Linked DNA regions of Homo sapiens: all the other regions are linked to region 4. Evidence: chromatin contacts called from ENCODE Hi-C or POLR2A ChIA-PET data. All regions are on one chromosome and are shown on one strand. Each heading gives the region's core, a stretch centred on a gene start or an enhancer-like site at or near the end of the contact. The rest is flanking DNA. Distances are from core to core; before and after follow the strand shown.

Region 1 (2,886 bases), core at 386-2,885, 310 kb before region 4:
TGGTTAGAGGAATGTGAAAATTTACACGAGCCCTTCTCATGGGCCCCTAAACTTGGCTGATGGAACTGTGGGTAATAAACTCAGAAGGAGTCAAAGGCATCAAGGTTGCTCATGAAAGAGCTGAGGTTACCAACTCAAGTGTAGACAAGAAAAGAGAGAGGAAAAAAATGGTAGCTCGGCAGGGAGGTCAGAGGGATAGCCAGGCTTAGTTTCCAGACATCCAGGAAAAGGACACCCATCTGAGTAATGGATTGAGAGTCAGTATTAAGATACGGAGAAATATCAAGGAGAAACATTAGTGGCTAACGCTGGACATTTCCACAGCTCTCACATAACCAGAAAAACTTAGCTTAATTTTAGTAACAATGTCAGAAGCACAAGCGTGCTGAGAATTAAGAACAAGGCCTTTGAAGAATGTGGGGACTGTTTTATAAAGCACTGAATCTTCACACCTCATGAAGACAGAGACCTGGAGCCTACAGGTGTCTCATTCACACTATGAAATAAATCCTACAAAAGTAAGAGATCCACTAACTTTTTAAAGGATTTAGGAAGATATATATATGAAATCAGCCAGGTGCGGTGGATCACACCTGTAATCCCAGCACTCTGGGAGGCCGAGGCGGGCAGATCACCCCAGGTCGGGAGTTCGAGACCAGCTTGACCAACATAAAGAAACCCCATCTCTACTAAAAATACAAAATTAGCTGGACGTGGTGGCACATGCCTATAATCCCAGCTACTCGTGAGGCTGAGGCAGGAGAATCGCTTCAACCCGGGAGGCGGAGGTTGCAGTGAGCAGAGATTGCACCATTGCACTCCAGCCTGGGCAACGAGAGCGAAATTCCGTCTCAAAAAAAAATAATAATAAAAAATAAAAGTTGTTTCTTTCACAAAAGTTACTCTACATACGTGCTCCAAAAATAAGATTTCAAAGACACTGGGGAAAATACTACTACTAAGATATCAAAACCAGGAACTTACTTCCTTTAAAACAATTCCAAACTAACTCGCTGCGCCTTTCACAGAAATTTCCCACAAGAAATATGATTTTATAAAGCCTGAGAAGTTGCTGCTGTTAGGAAAACCACCAAAACTAAAAATTGGTTTAATTAGCAACAACAACAAAATGCCATTTTAACTGGCTGTCCTTATCAGAGACAGTCCACTAAATAATGCAACTGGCAAAACGTGAGATTTTTTAAAGGGTGGGGTGCTTTATTATAAACATAATATAAACCAGGAATGTATTTTATTTAATAAACCTCAACCTGCCGGTCACTCCCTCCCTTCGAGGCGTTCTGCAACAGAACACCTGGCTAGAAATAAAAGGGCGTTTTACCCCAGTGGGATGAAAAAGCCCCGTTTTTTACCTTTAATCGCGAGACAATACGGGTCAGAGGTCAGGAAATTATGTCAGCACCAATGCGGGCGCCCACGAGTGCGGTGGACCGATGTGGAAGGGCCGGGACGCAGCCCGAGTCCCAGTTCCCGCCGTAGCGATGGCCGATTTCCCAGCCGCGGACGCTGAAAGCGAGGACTCCACGCCGATGACCCTTCGGCGTACCATGTCCGGCGGGCGCTTGGCCAAACAGCCCAAGACTGCGGAATCACACTCGCCACTGTGTACCTGGACGCCATCTGCAGACCCAGCGCCTGCGGGGATTCCGGAAACGGGAGAGCGGGCTTCCGGAAACGGTGACCAATGGGAAACGTGATCAGATGTTACTAGGCGAACAGTCCGTTTCCAGGCAACACAGAAGGAAGAGACGCTCTCAGTCACCCTAAAATAGACGGAGCTTTCAGCCAATGGATATGCAGGTTTGCTCCAGATTAGCCAATAAGAAGTGTTTGGGGCCGGCCGAGCGCGGCGGCTCACGCCTGTAATCCCAGCACTTTGGGAGGCCGAGGCGGGCGGATCACGAGGTCAGAAGATCGAGACCATCCTGGCTAACACGGTGAAACCCCGTCTCTACTAAAAATACGAAAAATTAACCAGACGTGGTGGCGGGCGCCTATAGTCCCAGCTACTCGGGAAGCTGAGGCCGCAGAATGGCGTGAACCCGGGAGGCGGAGCTTGCAGTGAGCGGATATCACGCCACTGCACTCCTGCCTGGGCGACAGAGCGAAACTCGGTTTCAAAAAACAAAAGAAGTGCTTGTGGCCGACCTTCCTACAAGCACAGCAGAAACTTTCCTGCGCATTTCTGCGCTGGAACGCCTACCCGCCGCGCCAAACCAAAACTTTGCAATCACGTTTGGTGCTGTTTCCTGCACTTTCTTGGAGATTAGCACCAGGCGCTGGAGACCCTCCCACCTCGCCCACGCCCACCGCCCGGTGAACACCGAGACCCAACCTTGTGCACCGCCAGTCTTGTGATCAACAAACAGGCTAGTAAAGTATAAAAATAAAATAAAGGAAATGTAGTCGGGCGTGGTGGCGTGCGCCTGTAATCCCAGCTACTCCGGAGGTTGATGCAGGAGAATCGCTTGAACCTGGGAGGTAGAGGTTGCGGTGAGCCGAGATCGCGCCACTGCATTCCAGCTTGGACAGCAAGAGCGAAACTCCGTCTGAACATAGTAAAATAAAATAAAGGAAATGGGGCCGGGCGCGGTGGCTCACGCCTGTAGTTCCAGCACTTTGGGAGGCCGAGGCGGGCCGATTACTTGAGGTCAGGAGTTAGAGAACAGTCCGGCCGCCAACATGATGAAACCCCCGTCTGTACTAAAAATACAAAAATTAGCCAGGCGTGCTGGCGGGCGCCTGTAATCCCACCTAGTCGGGAGGCGGAGGCACAAGAATCGCGTGAACCGGAGAGTTGGAGAGTTGGAGAGTTGGAGAGTTGGAGAGTTGGAGAGTTGGAGGTTGCAGTGAGCCGGAGGTTGC
Region 2 (2,769 bases), core at 138-2,637, 490 kb after region 4:
CCATTAGGGAGCCAACTGGGGTATCTTTGGGGGTTAAGCCAGGATGAGCCCCCTCCACAGATCTGCCCAGGGGAGAAAACTATGCCGCTTCAATCAATGTGCCAGTCTACAGGGCTCCGGAAGGAGTCAGATCCCCACACCTATCACCTCCCAGATGGTCCCTTCCAGGTGTCTGTGTGCGTGTGTGTGTGGTGGCAGGGGGGCTGGGGGTGTTTCAAAAATCCTGAAATATATAAAAGCTTTAAGACCACCAACAGGGAAGTAGACATATCCCCAATTTTATTCCCTTTGTCCAACATTCCGAGAGGGAAGGGGCAAATGAGTCAATGTTGCCCCTCAAAACCATCAAGTAGGGGCCTTTGGGGGTCTTCAGTTGATCAACCAGGGTGATAGACCCCTACCCCTTCCTCATGGTCCTGGCTTGTCACAATTAATGGGGGAAAGTTTTCCAGAAGGGGATTCCGGGCTTCTCACCGCTCATCAGGGCACCTTCCCAAAACGTTCTCAGCAAAAAGTCTGCACTTCTCAGAGTTAAATACAGGAGAGGGGAGACTCCTTGAGGAGCCAGAAGTGGGTATGTTCTCAGGGGTCAAGAGAAGGGCGTCTCAGGCTCTCCCTGTCCACCGGGGGTCGTCCTGGCTCCCCGTACCTTCGGGCAAGTAGCTCTTGGCTTGACACTGTCCAGCCCGCCAGCGTCCCAGGCCGCCCCAAGCCCTCATGGGGGAGGAGCACCGACCTGTCTCCAAGCATCGGAAAAGGCGGGCCTCCCTTGCCGTCCATCACGGGGCTCTCTAGGCCCCCTGCGTCGCCAAGGAGGAGTCTCTGACATCCCCAATTCGTCAAGCTAGTCTCTTAAGACCTCTCACCTTAGGCGGGTTCCCCAGTCCCCCCATGCAGTCAGGCGAGCCTCCTGGCTCCACCACGCCATCGAGCGAGTTCGGCTCTTCGCCTGTCACCGTCCGTCGGGGCGGGTCTCCGGTGCCCCCGTGCTGTCGTGGGGGTTCCTTGGACTGTCGCCGTCGTCAGGCTGGCAACCCACGCCGCCAGGCTCCCCGGTCGGGGCCCGCGGGCGTACGAAGGCGCCCATGGCGGTGGCGTGGCCCGAGCGTAGCAGCTGCAGCTGGCGCCGCCCGCGGCGGTACAGGTACTCGATGCGCAGCACGTCGGACCGCGGCAGGCCCGCATGCTGCCGGAACTCTGCCCGCACTCGCGCCTCGGCGCCCGGCTTCCCACGCCCGGCGCGCAGCAGATCGCGGTACAGGCTCAGAACCTGCCTCTGCAGCCGGCTGTGCCGGCTCATGACCGCGGCTAAGCAGAGACGCTCAGCGAACGACCTGCGAACCGCGGAGCCGCCACACAGCCAGCAAAGGCCAAAGGGCAAAGCCACAGCCACTTCCGCCCAGCGCTTCCCTTGGCCTCCAACTCCCGCCTCCCGCCATCCGGCGCTGCCGCGTCTGACTGGCTGTCGTTGCAGTTACGTAACAGCCGGCTGGGAGAAGTGGGCGGAGTCGCTGGTCGCGGCCTCCCACGTAGGGGACGTGTGTTCTTGAGGGGACAGCAGTTCTGGGGATCCTGGCACCGCCTGGAGGGCGTTATGTGTTCGGACTCCTAGGTCTTGGGTTGGAGGGAACAGAGGGTCCTCACCTAACTCCTGCATTCTGGGAGAAGAGGAAGCTAGGGGTTTTTTTGTGTGTGACGGGGTCTCGCTGTCGCCCAGGCTGGAGTGCAGTGGCGCGATCTTGGCTCACTGCAGCCTCGAACTCCTGGGCCCAAGCGATCCTCCCACCTCAACTCCCCTAGTAGCTGGAACCACAGACGCGCGCAACCGCGCCCGCTATTTATTTATTTATTTATTTATTTATTTATTTATTTATTATTATTATTATTTGCAGAGATGGGTCTCCCTATGTTGCCCAGAATGGCTCGAACTCCTGGGCTCAAACGATTCTCAGCCTCCCAAAGTGTTGGGATTCCAGGCGTGAGCCACCGCGCCCGGCTACCGGTTCGGACTTTGGGTCCCAAGGGCACGGGGCACTGGGAGAGACGCCGGGCACAAGCGTGCTTTTGCCGTCAGTTACTGATTCAAACCATCTTGGGAAGCTCCGTGCGTTCCCTCGTCCGGGGCAGGTCTGTGTCTGGGGTCCCAGCCCTGGGCACGTGCAGAGGGACGAGACCCCGTAGGGAAATGGCTCTCGGCCGGTTGGACAGGCTTCTCGGGCCAGGGGAAGACAAGCAGAGAGAGTGTGGGCGCCAAGCCCCCAGAGGCAGCGTGTGGCTCTAGGAGCTGGGTTGGTCGCGCCCTCTGCGGGTGGGAGTCGGGGCAGTGGACAGCGGTGTTTGGGTCCTTACCGACTGTTAAAGCCCGGAGTCCGGGACACCCTGAACAGTCGACTAGACTGCAACCCCGTTGTCCTCCCAGGAGCTTTAGGTGGTAGGCCGCAATGCCGTTGTTGTCCCCGCGGGCCGCCTGGAGGTGTCCTCGTAGCGCTAGGGAGGCCCGCAAGGACACAGCATCCTCGGGCCCCACCAGCACCGGAGCTTGGGGGACCCCTCCACCCAGCGCGCAACCGCGGCTCTGCACACTTGGGCCGGCAACCAGCTGGGGGGTCCATTCCCCTTCAGAGAGGAGAAGCTGGTCAGGGGCGGGGATTAGGCTTGGAGTCTTGGAGTCAGGGGAGAATCACAAACCACTGTGAATCCTGCCTGGCAGGTGTATGTATCTATCAAAAATACATGTCCTAGAACGGTGGCTCACACCTGTAATTCCAG
Region 3 (2,933 bases), core at 350-2,849, 350 kb after region 4:
TCCTGGGCTCACCTCCTCATTAACCCACCTAAAACCTCTGACCACACTCATAAGTCAAGCCCCTTCCGTAAAATGTCACTCAGACGCATTGGCTCCGCACCTTTAACGTTCATCTCCAGGTTAGCCAATGCAGGCTGAGCCCAGACCCATAAGCCCCACCCGCCAAAACTCCACATCAGTCCCCTCAGGACCACATTGTCCTGGTCCCACACAATCAGACTACTCCCATATCAAGCACCGCCCCCAATGACTGATATCCGCCTCACTGGGGTCCACCCCCTTACAGCAGAACTCTCAAACCAGGCCTCCCCGGCCTAATTCATGTACCCAGGTTAGCCTCCAGGTTAATCCTATTCTATTTTTAGACCACGCCCCTCCCAGACCACGCCTCACTGAGGCTCCTCCCATTCCCAGGCCCCGCCCCTCTGATAGTCTCCGCCTTACCTGATGGCGCTGATGACTCCGCCTAGGATGCGCATGGCCGTTCCACCGCCACCGCCGCCTCCACCACCGCCGCCGCCGCCGCCGCCGCCGCCGCCGCCCCCGGCCCCGCTGATCAGGCCTCCAAGCACATTTCCCAGGCCCCCACCCAGGCCCCCGCCTCCCCCGCCGCCGCCGCCGCCGCCCTTCAAGAACGAGTTAACCAGGAACATGGCTGCGACTCACTGCTGGGGGGAAAAAAGGGGACCAGTGGGTGCTTCGCCCCTGAGCCCACACCCTCCCTTCAAACACGCATTTCCGGCAGCTGGACCTGGGAGGAATCTGAAGCCTCCGGGTGGGGGTCTGAGTTTGCGAGGGCGGGTTGTCCGCGGATGGGTGGGGCAGGTATGGGGGATCAGGTTTGCAACCTCCTCAGGTCTAAAAGGCACCCGTGGGGCTTGAGGGAGCCTGGACTGGGTGCACGCGTGAAGGGGAGGGTGCAGATCTGGTGGGGGTTCTCTTGGTGGGGACCCCAAGTTGGCGTAAGGCGTTCCCGACATGTCTGGGCGCTAGAATGTGAGATCCAGAGCCCAGCCTGAATGTAGAGGTCCTTGGCAGGTCATGGGCGCGGAGCAAACATCCACGGCCTAAAGGGCCCCAGGGCGGGGTTTAGGAAATCCCAAATGTGGGCTTGAGAATTTAGGTATTCCCAGCGGCAGGATTCCAGTGTCACCTCTGGCTCTGTGGGCTCGGGTCTAAGATCGTGGCTGTGAGCTCTGGGTTCCCGGACAATGGGGTTCCCCGCTGGAACTGGGGGCACAGATCTACGATCGCGGTTCAGGACACCCCAAGGAAGAATTCACAGGGTATCTCTGAAACCTATGGGCCTGTATTTTGGATCATGAGACAGAGGGTGGAGAAGGGTCCCCGGGACGGCATAAAAGGAGATCGAACAGGTCTGAGGGTTCGAATCTGAGACCATGGATCTGGGGGGCTCCTGAGGCCGAGACTTCACGGTTTCGCCGGGTCTGGGGGCCGCCAAAGTCGGAGTTGCGGGGTGCGGAGGGGGTACGGGCCGGGCGCTTACCGCCGCACACGTCCGGAGTTCTGGGAGTCGGTTCCACTGCCGCTCCCGGGCCTCCCGCAGCGTCCGGCTCCGGAGGGCGGGGCCGGTGACTCAGGCCGCAACTCTCGGGTCGGACACTGCACCGCGGCCCTGCTGTCGCCCGCGCGGTCCTAGAGCCGAAGCGGACATTGCGCATGCGCACCCCACACCGCCCGGCTAGCTGGATCCAGGTCTGGGCCCCGCCCTACGCGTTTCCAGCGCCGGAGGTCTTAATCCCGCCCTGACTCGGTAGGCGGGGGTCTTCCCGACACCCCTCAGGTCTGGGTGGAGGCACCCGCGGACGAGAACTCGGAGGGGACCCACCCCCCGAGTGTCGTAGTGTGAATTTTCACCCTAGGGCATGCCAATATCCTTCCAGGGTGGCGGTTTTCGGTCCGCTCACTAAGGGACTCCGCACGGGCCCTCTGCAGGTGTTGTCGCGACAAACACCTCCTGGAGGCCTGGAGTATGGTTTGACTCACACGCTGGGGGACAGTCGCCCGTGTCTGTGGCGAGGATTGAGGCTGGATTGCCTTTCCCAGTGCCTGCAGCAGCCCGGATGGCAGTCAAACCGCAGGCAGCGCCTGCGCCGCCTCCCAGGCGAACCTTACCACGCCCCCGCCCCAGTCAGGGGCCACCAGAATCATTCCTTCCTGGACTGGCCCAAAGAGTGTCCTCAGTATGCTAGCCTCTAAAGAAGGCCCCAGACACAGGAAGATTCCTTTGGCCACGGCCTGGTTTCTTTATTTACTTAAAAAATATTATTGTTTTTACATAATAGAGACGGAGGTCTCGCTATGTTGCCCAGGCTGCTCTTGAACTCCGGGCCTCAAGCCGTCCTCCTGCCTCAGCCTCCCAAAGTACTGTGAGGTACTGGGATTACAGGTATGGGCTACCGGCCTTTTTTTGATTTAATTTAATTTTTTACAATAATATTTTTACATAGCCTGGTTTCTTTTCTTTTCTTTTCTTTTTTTTTTTTTTTGTTTTGAGACAGCGTCTTGCTCTGTTGCCCAGGCTGGGGTGCAGTGGCGCCATCTCAGCTCACTGCAGTCTCTGCCTCCCAGGTTCAAGCGATTCTCCTGCCTCAGCCTCCCGAGTAGCTGGGATTACAGGCATGCACCACCACACCCAGCTAATTTTTGTATTTTTAGTAGAGACGGGGTTTCACCATGTTGGCCAGGCTGGTCTCAAACTCCTGATCTTAGGTGATCCACCTGCCTCGGCCTGCCAAAGTGCTAGGATTACAGGCATGAGCCACGGGAGTCCAGTACTTTTTCAGGACTCATCGGGGGGAGCTAAATCTGGCCCCCAGGCAGGCTGGCTGGCTCTTATCCCCTACCCTGCAGGCTGGCTAGGCTTGAGTTGAATCCTGGCTGTGCCCTGTAATAACTGCACAACCCCAAAA
Region 4 (2,700 bases), core at 26-2,525:
GGGAGGAGGTTGTAGCGAGCCGAGATCACGCCACTGCACTCCAGCCTGGGCACCATTGAGCACTGAGTGAACAAGACTCCGTCTGCAATCCCGGCACCTCGGGAGGCCGAGGCTGGCGGACCACTCGCGGTTAGGAGCTGGAGACCAGCCCGGCCAACACAGCGAAACCCTGTGTTTGGTGGAGACCAAAAAAATACGAAAACCAGTCAGGCGTGGCGGCGCGCGCCTGCAATCGCAGGCACTCGGCAGGCTGAGGCAGGAGAATCAGGCAGGGAGGTTGCAGTGAGCCGAGAGGGCAGCAGTACAGTCCAGCTTTGGCTCGGCATCAGAGGGAGACCGTGGAAAGAGAGGGAGAGGGAGACCGTGGGGAGAGCATATATCCTTATTATTAAACTATGCATGACTGTGTATACAATACCTTTATAGGTCAAAAGCAGTCAAATACTGGCCATGAGATACACTTAGTCCAAGTACACAAATAATTGCAGAAGGAGAAAGTGAAACTCCTCTTACTTCCTGCCCCACTCATTTATCACAAAGCACACAGAAGTCAGAATAACACCTGCCCTTTGCAATTTCAGACTCCTCTCTTTCTGCCTCTCCAAACCTGTCCCACGTTTGGCGATTCCTTTCCCTTCGACCTCCCCCCATCAGGTCGCAGGTTCCTGGTCTACACCCCTTCTGCGTCCCCAACCACTTCTGAGTCTCACAACCTCTGGTCCCATAACCCCTCTGCACTAAGGAGCAATAAACAAAATTCACGCCCGAACAAAGAGGCCAAAACAGCAACCCAGGATGTTTGCGCCTGCGCACTCTGGGCGCACAGTACTCAGGCCGGCAGCCCAGCACCGGCTTATCTGTGAGAGCAATTAAGATGACTTTCGGAGGGTCCAACCGCCTTCCCAGCTCCGAACTACATCTCCCAGAAGGCTCAGTTGTGCGATTATCTTTCCATGCAGACTTGTCCTCTTTCTGAGGCTGTCCAGCGCCTGGGGGCAGTAGGACGGGTCCGGGAACTAAGCCCATCTCAAACACGTCGGAGTGGCTTTCTTTGGGGGCCAAGGCCCGAGCCTGAGGCGGGACTCCATGAGGCCTCTGGGGCGCGAGCGGTTTGACTAGGGGGGGCGATCCTTTCGGCGGGGCTGACGCAAGGCGCGGACAGGAATTCTGACGATCGGGAACCATCTTGTCCGGCCTTGATACGTCTCTGACTACGCTTCCCAGAGGTCTCCTCGGCAAGACTGTACTTCTCGCGGTAATTCAGCTTCCAACTCACGCGCTGGCGGGACCCTCAGGGCTTTACCAGCAACTACCCCAGTGCCGGGGAGGGTTCTGCTGCTTCGAAAGCTGGTAAGGCCTGAGGTGAGAAACCCGGGAGAGGGCGGGGCCGGGGGCCAAGCCTCGGCTTTGTGCGGCGGTGGAGGTGAGATTGAAAGCGTGCGCTTGCGTCTGTGTGGAGGTGTGTGGTGAATGATCGCGCGATTGTGACAGGCTGCCCTTGTGATGAGTGTGTTTCCAACGCTCACACCGTGTGCAGCACGGCCTCGGAGACTGTGGCTGCTGGTGTGTGTGTGAGAGGGAGCAGGACCACGTGCGGCATTGTGTGTGCGGCTGTGGGGAGCTTGTGCCTGGTTGAGTGTTACTGCGTTTGTCCCCGTAGTGGTGTGCGACTATATGCTGTGTGACTGTGTGCGGCAGAGTTCAGGTGGGGATACCTGCGAGTAACTGCATGTTTCTATCTGTGTGTGTGGCTGTGGTTAATGTGTGATCGTGACTGTGACCCGGTACAGGTGTGCGCCGACTGTGACAATGTGGTTGTGACTGTGACTGCCTCCTCGGTAAGCGTGCACTTGTGCTTATGTGACCGATAGAGGCCCTGCGTGTGCGACCCTGTTGCTTTGGGCGTGGATTGTCTGTAGCTGAATGTCCCCATGGTGGGAGTGTGATCAGGTTTGTGTGGCAGGGTAAGTCACACAGTGTGAGGTTTTATCACTTACGTATACTTCTCTAGGCATTATACTCCAGTTTTTCCCCGTTTTAAAACTTTATATGAATGTTGTCATACTGTCTTTGGTTTATTTTTACAATTCTGTGAATCATCCCTATTAGATAAAATCGCGGTTAATTCAATTTCTTTGCTATATTCTCCCTTCTGAAGTATACCACAATTATTCATCCTTTCTAGTAATGATGCCCTATTAGTTATTTATAGCTTTTCATTTTATAAACAACACAGCCACATTCTTTCACATGGGGTACACATGCTTGAGTTTATTTACCAGCAGAATTGCCGGTTCATATATCTTCCACTTTACTAAACAGTGTCAAAATATATACCCGAGTGGCTGCACAAATTTGTACTTGAACAGCAATGTTTGAAATATCTTATTGCTCCATATCCCTACCAAAGCATAGTTCCAAGAGTTAAAAAAATTTTTGTAGGCCAAGTGTGGAGGCTCATGCGTGTAATCCCAGCACTTTGCCAGGCCAAGGTGAGAGGATCACTTGAGGCCAGGAGCTGGAGACCAGCCTGGGCAACATAGTGAGACCCTAACTCTACCATAAATACATACATACATAAAAAATTAGCCGGGCATGGTGGCTGGCACCTATAAGTCCTAGCTACTCAGGAGGTTGAGATGAGAGGATCGCTTGAGCCCAGTGCTTTGCAGCTGCAGGAAGCCATGATCATACCACTGC

Evidence for each region. Hi-C counts contacts between places; a loop is a spot of excess contacts on that map. ChIA-PET counts read pairs that join two places held with the same protein, here RNA polymerase II (POLR2A). Pooled maps may share reads with other maps.
Region 1: a map of CD8-positive, alpha-beta T cell shows a loop between it and region 4 (15-fold over the local background). The contact joins the promoter of ZNF790-AS1 here to the promoter of ZNF566 in region 4. A Hi-C loop is called at or near these places in 2 of 168 maps with a recorded cell type or tissue (CD8-positive, alpha-beta T cell and naive thymus-derived CD4-positive, alpha-beta T cell), 2 of 37 single-sample maps with no recorded cell type and 12 of 50 pooled maps. POLR2A ChIA-PET finds 5 or more read pairs at or near these places in 4 of 52 experiments (H1, WTC11, activated CD4-positive, alpha-beta T cell and 1 more).
Region 2: a loop to region 4 is called in a pooled map, with 8 times the contacts of the local background. The contact joins the promoter of SDHAF1 here to the promoter of ZNF566 in region 4. A Hi-C loop is called at or near these places in 1 of 37 single-sample maps with no recorded cell type and 8 of 50 pooled maps. POLR2A ChIA-PET finds 5 or more read pairs at or near these places in 1 of 52 experiments (MCF 10A).
Region 3: a loop to region 4 is called in a map of dorsolateral prefrontal cortex, with 5 times the contacts of the local background. The contact joins the promoter of CAPNS1 here to the promoter of ZNF566 in region 4. A Hi-C loop is called at or near these places in 3 of 168 maps with a recorded cell type or tissue (dorsolateral prefrontal cortex and mammary epithelial cell), 1 of 37 single-sample maps with no recorded cell type and 10 of 50 pooled maps. POLR2A ChIA-PET finds 5 or more read pairs at or near these places in 6 of 52 experiments (A549, H1, HEK293 and 3 more).

The regions. Positions count from the first base shown.
Region 1 is chr19:36,796,299-36,799,184 of GRCh38, reverse strand. ZNF790-AS1 (ZNF790 antisense RNA 1) reads right to left here and starts at 1,635. Exons shown (of 6, transcript NR_040027.1): 1 at 1,374-1,635. RefSeq lists an enhancer at 1,344-1,413 and silencers at 1,834-1,993, 2,004-2,073.
Region 2 is chr19:35,993,806-35,996,574 of GRCh38, reverse strand. SDHAF1 (succinate dehydrogenase complex assembly factor 1) reads right to left here and starts at 1,387. Exons shown (of 1, transcript NM_001042631.3): 1 at 263-1,387. The coding sequence starts at 1,300. The coding sequence ends at 953. RefSeq lists silencers at 931-1,050, 1,081-1,140 and enhancers at 1,201-1,280, 1,541-1,590, 1,925-2,424.
Region 3 is chr19:36,138,732-36,141,664 of GRCh38, reverse strand. It overlaps CAPNS1 (calpain small subunit 1), which reads right to left and starts at 1,599. Exons shown (of 11, transcript NM_001749.4): 1 at 1,508-1,599; 2 at 445-668. The coding sequence starts at 653. LOC105372385 (a long non-coding RNA gene) reads left to right here and starts at 1,683. Exons shown (of 3, transcript XR_935954.3): 1 at 1,683-1,774. RefSeq lists enhancers at 1,133-1,192, 1,283-1,332.
Region 4 is chr19:36,488,136-36,490,835 of GRCh38, reverse strand. It overlaps ZNF566 (zinc finger protein 566), which reads left to right and starts at 1,275. Exons shown (of 5, transcript NM_001145344.1): 1 at 1,275-1,350. ZNF566-AS1 (ZNF566 antisense RNA 1) reads right to left here and starts at 1,209. Exons shown (of 1, transcript NR_036504.1): 1 at 1-1,209. RefSeq lists enhancers at 406-1,291, 786-1,345, 1,906-1,985, 1,292-2,179.